Linked DNA regions of Mus musculus: all the other regions are linked to region 1. The links are chromatin loops, found by intact Hi-C in ENCODE. Cell type or tissue: heart. All regions are shown on one strand.

Region 1 (4,000 bases):
TTCCTGTTCTTTTACAAACTCCTCTTTCCAAAGCCAAAACATGTTTGTATGTTTATCTTATTACCATTAGTCAAACCGATCATCAGAAGCAAAAACTGTCTCTCATCTAGTATGCACCACATCCCTTCATCACATTGCTGGTGACCAAAGAAATATTTCTAATATTTCTATCATATAAGTTAATTCCACAACTTTGAGGCTGATCTAGATATTCAAAGTACAAAATTCTGGTCACCAAGTTGAAAAGTCAATTTTAAATGTCTTCTAGTACGGTTTAAGGAGCATGCTTCATATGTGGGCTAATAGTGCATTTTGAAAGTCAGAAAGACTGGGGCCCAAAAAAAATTTTTCTTTTTAAGGATTTACTGTCAGTAACTACTGTCCCTATTACAAAAACCTGCAAGGCCGAATTCTCAGAAACACTGCCAACAATGTCAGTCGGTTCTCTACTCCACGCTGAGGAGTACAGACTGCGCGGCGTCAATAGATGCAGGAGGAGGACCTTCGCAGAAAGGAAACCCAGCATCTTTTCTGACTTCTCTTTAAGGAAAGTGAATAACAAGGAACGCGAAAGAATCGGCTGACGGCAGTGGTCAGGTGGCTGTCCCAGGAGTATCAGAGGTTCCAACAAGGACAAGTCGGGAAGATGCGTGCAACTAAAGAAAGGCAAAAGGCGTTGGCTCCAGCGGCTGGGTGGCAAGAAGGGACAGAAAAGGTCCACAGCAGCGTGAGGGAGGACAACCAGGTCCACGCAAGGCCTCGCCCCGCAGATTGTCCTGTCAGCCCGAACCCGGCTCCTGGGTCCAAGCCGGGATAATGAGGAGGGTTCTCTCCCGTGGGATGATCCCAGCCCAGGTCCTGCCTACCTGCCCTCCTTGACCTCCGGGACCTGGCCATCGTCCGTGACGACCTGCGGCCGCAGGGGCCGACGCTGCCGCAGCCCGTCCGCTTCGCTCATTCTGCCGCCTCTCCACTGACACCTCCAACAGCGCCTTGACACTCAGCAACGCGGGTTTCAGAACTACTCCCTGGCGCGAGGAAATGACGTAAACTTAGCGCCGGAGCTGCAATGCAGGCCCCGCCCCCTTTTGGAGATTGGCACAGCAGTAAGGCTCCACCCCCTGGCCCCAGCCTACAGCTGCAGGCAAATGGTGAGGGGGTCCCTCCCTCAGTGAGCCGAGTCTGGATAGTGAGGCTGTAGCGGGTCTTCCTCAAGTCCGAGTGCTGGGCGGTGAAGTCTGCAGTAACAAGCTTGCAAAGAGAAGATGCCACTGATTCTTAACGAAATGTGTTCAATGCAGTAATCCCCGCCTGAACTGTTATCTTTTCTGAAAAGATTCCGCTAAAGTTCAAAATGTGTCCTTTTGGTTAAGATCAGATTTTGACTGCTAGATCGTCAAGTGGTTATACAATAGACATTTGATAAATTTTCTAAAGGGAGTTACCTAAAGACAGGCCCAAGTAGAAAAGACTGCTAATAGCAAAACTTTAGGAATCATGAAGCAACCACCAGGTAGTGCTTCCACGGTATTACAGCGAGTCGGACATACTCCAGGAGGTGAAGTGAGCAGACTGCAGGCAAATCCCTCCTTTCTGGAACTAATGAGAGCCATGACTTCAATACATGTAAATTTTAATACAGTGGTGATTTTAAAGAGAGAAACTTGGTCTAGTGGAAGCATTTAGCCGGTGAAGGAATGTGGGGGTAGGATTGGAAGAGAAAGGGCGGACAGGAGAATTTCAGGCAGCAATAACCAAGTAGGGCATTGGGAAGGATCTCTAGGATATAGGTGCTGGATTTTGTACCTCACTTGGGATTTTACAGAAGCAAACATGCCATTATCTTTTCGGCACTAGATGGCGATAGAATGCCACCTCAATGTTCTTTTTCCTCTCGCTTGAGGGAAGTGGAGATTTCTTAACACAGTTCTGTAGGGATCTCAGGTTATATATAATCCAAGGCTTGGCAACATGGTACTTGATTCCATCATTGAAGACAGACATTATAAAGATAATATCGTGGGTAATTGTAACAACTGCTGTGTGGGTCTGGCGCCTACCTGGAGACCTGAATGGCTTCCCCTTCTGATTGCATGTCTCTGACTTTGTCATGTTACTCCTTGTTTCCTTGTGATACGTTTTTTTTTCTACCTCCACCTAAACCACTTTTATCATCCAGAATCCATCTCAAGAGTCATTGCTGAAAATCTCTCATTAACTCTCCAGAGTATCCCCGTCTGTGGGAGGCTCTGTGAACATTCCTGAGCTGTCACAAGTAGCCAGTTACATCCAGTGCCTGTTACATGGATTATGCGTATCCTATGCCCAGTGTGAAACACATGGGCCAAAACAACCCGGAACACACACACGAAGAATAAAAAAGAGTTGAATACACTGAACTTCCTACATAAAAGGAATTCACCAGACGACCTGTGAGCTCCTCAGTTATGGAAGACTGTTCATGAAATTCAGGGCTAAAGTTAGAAATGGTCTTGGAACGGATCGGTTAGAGTTTGTAAACTAGGAAAGTGTCTGGAAGAGCCAGTGGCCATATCTCTAAAACAAATAAGTCCACAGGGAATTGCTGGGAGATACACTCATGGCCTTATCTTGAAGCACATGAGTCTGAATAAGCTGGGGTTAGAATAGGCTGAGCTTCGATCATTTGTGTTATGCAATATGACTTAGGGGTTTTCTGTTTGCAAGTCACGGTAAAGTCCATTCTGCTTGTTGTATGTGGTCTTAGTGCTCTCTTGTCCCACATCACCCTCCAGCCCTGCAGCCAATCAGCATTACTGTCTCATTGTACCAACTGTTTGCACAAAGAGAAATGGGACTGCCATGCAAGGTTAGCTCAGGTTTCCCAACCTCAGCACTGATAACATTTGGGGCGAGATAATCCTTTGTTGTAGAGGTAAAGTGGCAGTTGTCATGAGTATAGGATATTTTGCACCACCCCTGGGGCCTTTACCCTTTAAATGTCAGTAGCACCCCACCTAGTTTAGTGCTAAAGTTAATCTGGAACACCAAAAATTTGTGAAAAATTTGGTCCTCAGCATGGGTGATACTGGAAGGTAATGGCATTTGTAAGGAGTTGGCCCTACTGGGACACTGGAGGCATGCCTTTGATGAGGGTATGGGAGTTAATCCCTTTTCTCTTTTACTTTTCCCATTTCTCCACATTGGAGTAGCAATTGCTCACCACATACCCCCACCATAATGTACCACCACAGACCCAAAGCAGCCAACTGATCATAGGTTAAAGCCTTTACAATCCTGAGTCACCGTAAACCTTCTATAAATTGATTGCCTCAGTATTTATTATAATGACAAGAGATTAGAAACAAATAATATTTTTTTAATATCTTGAAACATTGCCCAAATGTCCTGCAAGGGACAAAAGGGCCCTTGACTGGGAACCACTGGGTGAGACTACTACACATCCTGGGACTTACGATGCAGCTCACTTTCGCTGAAACGCTCGTCTACACAGACGACATTTATCACAACAAAAATGGGGCCATCCCAGCATGGAAAAAGAAGCACATGATATTATGCAGTCATCTCCCAATGTGGTAAATTAGACAAAATAGAAACAAACCTGAATTTAGTCTTAAGCTTTACCCTCTAATCCCATACTGATTCAATTCTTTATACAGATACTTCCCAAATGCCTGTCAGGTCCTAAGGGTTGTTACAAAACAAAGGTCCTCAGATGTGTCTATATTCATGGTTGTAAATGGGGAGGGAAGATAGAAAACATAGATGACTGTTATAAAGGAGTGGCACAAAGGACAGGCTAGGTATCCTGAGACCTTCAGGGAAAGCTGTGCTGACATAGGAGTAAACCAGCGGAGCATGTGCACCAACTCTGGATAAGTAAGATTCCAGATGAAGAGCTGGGAGGATAGAGAAGGGCAAGAGACAAAGTAGGAGGACTTGAGGGGTCCTGAGGTTGGTGACCAAGGGGTGATAAGCAAGGGTAGGCTTCAGGGTCCAC
Region 2 (4,000 bases), 140 kb after region 1:
TGAGAAAAGAGTGTATAAAGAAGTTATTTCACTTCGTGCTCCCCCTGAAATATGGTTAAGGAAGAAGGGAAGGAAGCCTGGGGAGAAGCCACTACTATGGGCAACGAGGGCTCATCCTGCTGTGGACTCTGTGAAGGGCAGACAGAGATATTTATCTACACTCAGTTAAGAGCTGCTATGAAGCATATGTACTGTCCACTGCTTACCACCTTGTCTCTGCCTAAACACACAGCATGGTAAGACTCAACAATCTACATCAAATGTATTTATATCCTGTAGATAAGCAGCCAGGGACCACAGCCTCCTAAGCACATAGCTAGCCATCCCCCTCTTCCATTAAGATCCAGAAAGGCTGCTAGGATAAAAAATGTCTCAACAGTACCTGCCATCTACTTGTACCTCAGAATTTGAAAAGCAGACCACTCTGGATTTTATTCGTTTATTAAGAGGACTCTTAATGTTCTGAACTAAAGCACTGGAGAAGACACTGTTTCAATAAGAACTCTTTCTCAAGCTCCCTCCTGCTCAAGATGTTGCCGAAGGTTGTTCCAAGACAACAGAGAACTTGGCTGTAGTTGCTTCTGGGAAAGTTAGCCTTTATCTCCTTTGCCATCTAGATTGTGCTGGCTGTCATAAGCACTAAAGAGAACTGCAAAGAAATGGCAGTCATAATGGGATCTCTTTACTACCATTAGAATGTCTATACCATAGGCAGGGTCAGGTTGTAGGCTCCTTATATGCAAATACCAGGTGCTGGGCAAGCACTATTGCTCAGAGCAGATGACATCATTTGCTCTTGGGAAGCTTACACTTCAGTAGTAAAACAGAGAACAAACTGTTGGGCATGACTTATACTGTGAAGGAAATACACAAAGAATGGTAGAGAATAGCTCGGAGAGGTCCACTGTAAATGAAACAGTCTGAGAAGGTGGCATTATGTTATTTTAAAAGTGAGAAAAGATCTACAAAAGGAAATGCCTGAGAGAATAGCTTTCCAAGTAGTGAGTATGACCACTTGTAAAAACTAAGACAAAAATTCTAGAGAATTTGAGAGAAGTATTGTGAAAGTGGAGAAGATGGTAAAAGATGTGAAGGCAGAAGACAGAAGCAGGGTCCTTACAGGTCCACGAACAAACTTCAAAACACTAGAAAATTAAGTCAAAACTGTGAGGTGCAGTTTTTCTACTACAAGTTAGCAAAGAACCCAGCGTTTGGAAGGACTCCACCGTTGAAGACGTGGGGAACCCATGCTTTCACACATTATTTGTAAGAGTGTTAATTAGTACAATAACTGAAGAGAAAATTGAGTCGTATCTCTGGAGTTGTATTCAAAGAGCATATAGTTTATCATAGCCAATTCCAATACTAAGACTCTCTCCCACAGCACATCCATAGTGAGTAGCAAGATAGTCAGTCCTTGGGATGCTGTAGTGCTATGTACAACAAAACAGCCAGGGAAGTGGGGAGGGGAGAGCTTTTAAGATCCGCCAAATAAGAGACCATATAGACTTCCGTTGTAATCAGATCTTGGTGGTTTTATTAAAGTGAGACAAGGCAAGGTCCAATGAGCTGCTCACATGCTGTTTACAATAGTTTCGCGGGACTAATAGCGATTGCCAACCCTACTCTCACACAGTATCCCCGCACTCTGTGGTTAGCATCCACCCACTCACTCCCTGAGTACCCCATCTTTTCATTAGAAATCCTTGCTTTTAGGCTTTCCCAGCCGATAGACAGGGATGTCCTCCAGGAACAAGACCAGTGTCCTGCACCCCAATGTATAGATGCCATCACGTGGGCAGGAAGAAGCGGAGTCCTGGTTCGGTGGGGAAAAGACAACTTGGGAGATATTCAGACAAATGAATTAGGGACATACATCCAGAGTCTCGCTGCAGTTAGGAGCTGACAACCTTGTGGCTTCTAGGAAGACATCAGAAAATATGGCCAAGGATAAAGGACGCTTGATAGCACCGCATTCTCTATTGTGAATGCATATCCTATCACGAATTCCCTTGAAAGTAAAAGAAGCAACTCGGGTGTGGAGGGATGCAGGAGGAAAGCCTACAGAAGGACGAGGTGATGGATGAGATTGAAGTAACTCCTACTCTAGTCAAGACAAGGCTCTGTTCCTCCCACACCTCAGGACTTGTTAGAAGGATCCAAGATAAGCAGGAGCTCCAGAGCCCCCTACTGGCAGAAAGAAAAATAAACACCCAAAGAGCACATGGCTATTGCGCCTGCGTGGCTGGCAAACGCCATGGCACACGCGCATCAACGCCGTCCTGCCCACCCGGTGACGCAAAGTGCACGTAGGCGGAGACAGCTTCTCGGCGTCTGCTGGGGTTTGCTTCCACGCGTTAAGGCTCTGTTGACGCGGACCGGCGCTGGAGAGCTGGGCGCGCGGTGTGTGGTCGCTGTCTGCCTCCGGCTACGCCACTACCTCTCCTGCGGGGCCGAGGGAGCCGTGCAGGGTAAGCGGGGCCAGCGAAATGTGCTTGGCCCGGAGGACTGACTACGGTTGGTCTCCCCACGCGCGCGAGGGACGGGGTTCCCCGTGGTGCAGTTCCAATGCCTGATACCTCCCTGGGCCCGGAGACAGCTCCGGGGGGAGGCCTCGGGGTCACTTGCGCTCTCGGTCCATTCAACTGGCTGTCTTTCCGACCCTGCTGCGTAGCCCTCGCACGTCTACAACACACCGTGGGACTCGTGAGCTATGCTGTAGGCCAAGCAGCAGGGGTCTCTGCCCGAGTGTAGCCCACAGCCCTGCCGCGTCCATTCATTCTGCTGGCTTGTGCTGACCCGCCCCCAGCAGAACCAGGCCCAGGCGCCTCCCCTTCTGCACTGGATAGCCCAACTGGGAGGCTCAGGAAACCGGGGAAACCCTGTGTTCTGATTGTGTGGAAGGTGGGAACGGTGGTGACATGGAAGAACTTACCAGGGGTCAGGGTGGTTCCACCTGAGTTGGTGTGTGGCCACAGGTGCTTCAGGTTAAAGGAGAGAGAAAGGTCCAGATGTAGACACCCAGAATGTAGGACAGGGAGTCAGTGAGAACACATTTTTATTTTAAAAGCATCAGGAAGTAATTGGTTTTGAGACAACATTGCTGAGTAGGTCACAGTGGACACAGCCCTTCACCCTGAGAGTATATCCCCCCCCCCCCAAAAAAAAATCAGTCACCTGAAAATACCTGGTCCTTTTGTGTCTCTGCAGATCCTGTGTGGTGAGGGGCGTAGGGAATGCTCATAGCCAGAATAGGAAACTCTCAGACAGTGAGGAAGGAGCTTCCCTAGGGAGAGGCAGAGGAATGTGATTACAGGATCTCTCCTGGGGTGCTGCAGAGCCATGAAGGGGGCTGAATACCTAGCGTTGAGGGGAGGTTTCCCCATCCCTGTTACCAGCGTTTTAACAATGTCCTTGAAAATAATGCAGCAAGCATAAAGGTAAGTCTGAATATTGCCCGCCCCCCTTCTCCTGCCCTGGAAGAAGTGTAGACTAAGATGGTGTGTATCTGAGTCCCATCTGGAGCCTCATGGACAGAACGAACCTGAGAGTTACACAGCTCTCTCTCTGTGTACTTAGGTCTGGAAGAACCTACTGGCCCATGCAGGCATAGCACCCTGCAAAAGAATCAGGAGGAGGCAGTCTTCACCGGACTGTTCATCTATCTATATCTATATCTATATACATATAGATATAGATATAGATATAGATATATGTGTTTTTTTTTCTTTCTACAACTACCAGGAGAAATACATGATGCTTTGTTAATATGCTTTATTTTTGGACACATGTGTAGCATGTGCAGCAGTCATTTCCCACATAGCTTGGTTCCTGTCTTTTAATGCAAACCTGAAAAGATCTGGCAGCTGCCAGTTTGAATCAGATGGAGCCTATTTCTGAGATCTAGCCTCCCCTCCTCGCTCGCCCTCTAACATTCTCTGACTCCCGCATCTACCTGACAGGAGGTGGACCTCCCCAAGTCACCTCTGCTTGCCTCTGT
Region 3 (4,000 bases), 66 kb after region 1:
GGTTTGGGAGTGTGCACATGTGAGAGTGATGCATATAATATATACAAGTCTGCGTGTCCAGGCCAGAGGACAATGCTCTGCCATTGTCAGGAGCACCATCCACCTCCTTTGAGACACGGATCCTCGTTGGCCTGGGGCTTATGAATTAAGGTAGACTAGCTGGCCAACAAGCCCAAGGAATTCTCCTATCTCTGTCTCCCGAGCCCTGACATTACAAACACACACAGAGAACACCACTATGCTTGGTATTTTTGTGGGTTCTCAGAACCAAGCCCGTGTCTTTGTGTTTGTGAAGCAAACACTTCACAGACTGAGGCATCCTTCCAACTCTGGGTTTTTGGCTTTTCTACTATGCCCAGTCAAAAAGAATGGCCTCCTGTGATAGTCGCATAATAAAAGAAACAGTCTCAGGCTAAGGATATGGCCCAATAGTGGGACACTTGCCAGGCACAAGAAGCTCTGGGTTCCAGTACCGTGAGAAACTAAATAAATAGTAAAACATTTTGGTTGGAAGTGGATTTATTAAGGACCCTCTTCCATTATTAAGGCCTAGCATGGAGTCACCAAATCCTTTCACTGTCAAGTCAGTGGCCTCCAAAGGCCCTCTAAAACTCTCGCTTCCTATACCCGTGTCTCCTCCATCTTATTATCCATCACTCCCATATCCCACGCTTCTTCCAGTTGACACTTATAAGAGATCTATATGTCCCTTCTGTGTAGACTGGCAGAGCTGAGGGGCATCTACCAGGCAAAAGGCCTTGCACTCAATGAGGTCATGATGCCCGTTCAGATCACGAGGATGCAAAGCAAAACTGAAGCGGGGAATCTGTGACAGACAGCGCATTGAAAAGGGTCAAAGGAAGGAGAGAGCCAGAAGCCACGCATTCTGGGTGACTTCTCCTTTCTCACAGACTCGGTGATGACAAGGAAGTATGCGGTTGCTCTGTATACATGTGCCCTTTGGCAGTGGAGGCCTAATGGTCCCTACCCAACCGCAGCAGGCCCAGGGTCTGATGGTGTAACACTGCGGCTGCGTATAAGCTATATACACTCGGCAGGATTAGCCCAACAGACACGCAGATACACAGGAGACAAGCGCTGACCCTCAAGAGGAAGAAGTGAAAAGCAGAAGCAACTTCAGGAGGGTGACAGAGGGTGACAGAGTGATGCCTTCCTGGGGGCGCTGAATTTCCCCCATCTTCATGCCCATCTGTTCTGAGAGTACTGCACGAGGCACTCCATGGTGGATCAGCCCCAGTTAGCTCCAGCCACATGATCAGGAAAGCTGGCTAACACCAAAACACGTTAACATAGTTAGTGCTGGGGGTGGAGCCCTGGGCATTACATATGCTAAGCACATATTCACTGGGCTACACTTGGTGCCTGGGAATTCATTAGCTCACTGTAGTCCCACAACACTCTTAAAAAGGCATGCCCCTTTTCTGGGGACCTGAATGTCTCCCCAAATCCTGTGCCTAATCTCACTCAAGACCTTCATTGTTTTGTCTTGGGGATGTCCTTACACATCTGGATCCACCTATTCTTTTTCTGAGTTAAAGGTCCCCAACACTTCCTGCACCCCATCCCACCTCCTGTGGTCTTGGACCAAGCGTACTGTTCATCCTTTCAGGTAGATTCTTCTTGAAGATTTGTTTTTGCCGAAAGTTCCAAGGTTCCTGGGCCCCCAAGAGACTACAAAGAAGAAGGTGACTCAGAGAATGGAATTCTGGCAGATCTGAACTATCAGGTTCGTGTCAAAGCAAACTACAACTGCCATCACCACATCTGGCTACAGTCTCAGCAATTTTGGGCCTCCCAACCTCTCAGCCAAGACCCAAGGAGGAAGATTTATAGGGCAGGTGTGACTTGAAGACAGATCACAGGCAAGGATGAGCCAGAAAACACCTGCTGAGTTTCTGGACAGTCAGCGAGTGATTAAACATGACCCAGCCCTGAAGACCTCAGCTGGGAATCCCAAGAGGACATGTGTTTGCTGATCAGGAGCGAAACAGAGTGTCAACAATTACAGCCCCCAAGGAATTGTAAAACTGACCAACACTGCCACCAGGTGGCAGAAGTCTACCCTTGCCTTCAAAGCTATTTCTGTCCTGTGTAGGCAACTCTGCCTGTAATCTGCCCCTGGATAAATCAACTGGAACATAAGACATTTCTTAAAGGATGCCACCATGGAAAGAAGTCCAGAACTACCTCAATACTGCATACCCTGAGGACGGTCTCTTAAAATAATTCGTGAACACAGGATGACCAGCAGAGACAGTTTGATAGTTCTCACCTCAATGATTCTGACTCTGGATAAGCAGATGAGAGATCTATCTTTTTAATGTTCAAGACACACAGTTAATTTGGTCAATTGGGTATATAAAATTGAGTTAGTTAGTAAGATTTCATTTGATGAATGAATAATTATATTTACTTTTAAAATATGATAAATTAAGGCACATGCACTCCAAGATTAAAAAGAAACTAGAGGGAAAGCCCCCAGCAGGTGGCAGATAAGTACAGTGGAAAGAAAGAAAATGTGTAGCCCAAGATTCATACAGAGGGGGCTGGAGAGGTGGCTCAGAAGTTAAGAGCACTGCCTGGTCTTCCAGAGGACCTGAGTTCAATTTCCAGCAACCACATGGTGGCTCACCGTCATCTATACTTGGATCTGATGCCCTCTTCTGGGATGCAGGTGTACATACAGGTAGCACACTCATATAAATAAAATAAATGAATAAGGAAAGAAAGAAAGAAAGAAAGAAAGAAAGAAAGAAAGAGAGAGAGAGAGAAAGAGAGAGAGAGAGGGGAGGGAGGGAGGGAGGGAGGAAGGAAGGAAGGAAGGAAGGAAGGAAGGAAGGAAGGAAGGAAGGGAGAAAGAAAGAAAGAAAGAAAGAAAGAAAGAAAGAAAGAAAGAAAGAGAAAGAAAGAGAGAAAGAAAGAGAGAAAGAAAGAAAGATGAGAGCAGAAGTTGCCAGGACCCAGATGAGCAGCAGAACACTCAGGGAAACCTTCAGATTTTGGCTGAAAGTCACGGAGAAGAAGCACACCAGAGGCCTTTCCTAGATGAAGGCATGATGCGACTGCCCTGCTCCAGATGGTGGCAGAAACATGTTTGCAGGTGAAAGTGAATGTATAACTCTTAGAAAACTAAAAACAGTACAGAACTTCTAAGCCAATCAGTGAAAGGATTGGAGCAAAAGTTTGCAAGCAGGAACAGCAAGCAAACAACAAACTAAGCAGGGCCAACTGTTCAGGATGCTGAGACCAAAGGATCACTTAAGCCTGGGAGCTGAAGCCCAGCCTAGGCTTCACAGCAACACTCAAAAATCAAACGAACAAGAAAACCTAAGAGTGGCCATGTATGGTGTCTCACACCTTTAATCCTTACATGTGAGGGGCAGAAACAGAAGCAGACAGATCTCTGTGTTTGAGGTCAGCCTGATCTACATATCAAGTTCCAAGCCAGCCAGAGACACACAATAACTGCAACAATAGCAACAATAACAGCAATAACAACAACAGCAACAAAAGAGTAGGTGTAATGGGGAAAGAACAAATAAGGATAATAAGGTAGAGATGAAAAAATAGGCTTAAGGAACATACCCTACCTCTATCCTAGCAGTAACTATGAGCTAAATAAATTTCCCCCATCAAAGAAGAATATATAGCAGAGTCAAAAAGATCGAAACTTTGTAAAAGAGGACACAAGACACAGAATGTGGGACACACACACACACATACATTTAGAGATCCCAGGAAAGAGAACACAGAGAGGTTGAGTTAAAAGCTGCAGCATTTCTGTTATCAATGAAAGACTTCAAAAATCATGGACACACACAGAGTCCAAGCAGGCTAAATACATTCTACACCATCACTTACAACATCCTAGGCAAATTATCTAACAGTGTTGTTGTTATAAAACTGGAGAAGACAGACTTCCAACCCAGGAATGGGAATTGGTCATCAACCTTAGAAACATAGATGTATCTTATATATA

Evidence for each region. A loop is a pair of places that touch in the nucleus more often than their neighbours do. Peaks named below come from ENCODE experiments on the same cell type or tissue, not always from the same donor. Only the 100,000 strongest peaks of a DNase experiment are listed, where the experiment ranks them.
Region 2: it touches region 1 in a loop (6-fold over the local background); 27 of 42 quality-filtered maps call a loop at or near these places.
Region 3: it touches region 1 in a loop (6-fold over the local background); 41 of 42 quality-filtered maps call a loop at or near these places.

Annotation. Positions count from the first base shown.
Region 1 is chr2:150,607,522-150,611,521 of GRCm38, forward strand. Apmap (adipocyte plasma membrane associated protein) reads right to left here and starts at 1,046. Exons shown (of 9, transcript NM_027977.3): 1 at 867-1,046. The coding sequence starts at 958. In heart, CTCF peaks have their summits at 1,127 (motif pointing left) and 1,848 (motif pointing right); DNase peaks (open chromatin) are centred at 1,060 and 1,840; H3K4me3 peaks cover 1,821 bases; H3K27ac peaks cover 1,430 bases.
Region 2 is chr2:150,746,763-150,750,762 of GRCm38, forward strand. Entpd6 (ectonucleoside triphosphate diphosphohydrolase 6) reads left to right here and starts at 2,319. Exons shown (of 14, transcript NM_172117.5): 1 at 2,319-2,471. In heart, CTCF peaks have their summits at 2,190 (motif pointing left) and 3,593; a DNase peak (open chromatin) is centred at 2,269; H3K4me3 peaks cover 1,457 bases; H3K27ac peaks cover 1,214 bases.
Region 3 is chr2:150,673,081-150,677,080 of GRCm38, forward strand. No RefSeq gene overlaps it. Among named protein-coding and RNA genes, the nearest start is that of Acss1, 6.8 kb to the left of the region's middle. In heart, a CTCF peak has its summit at 2,081 (motif pointing right); DNase peaks (open chromatin) are centred at 1,021 and 2,021.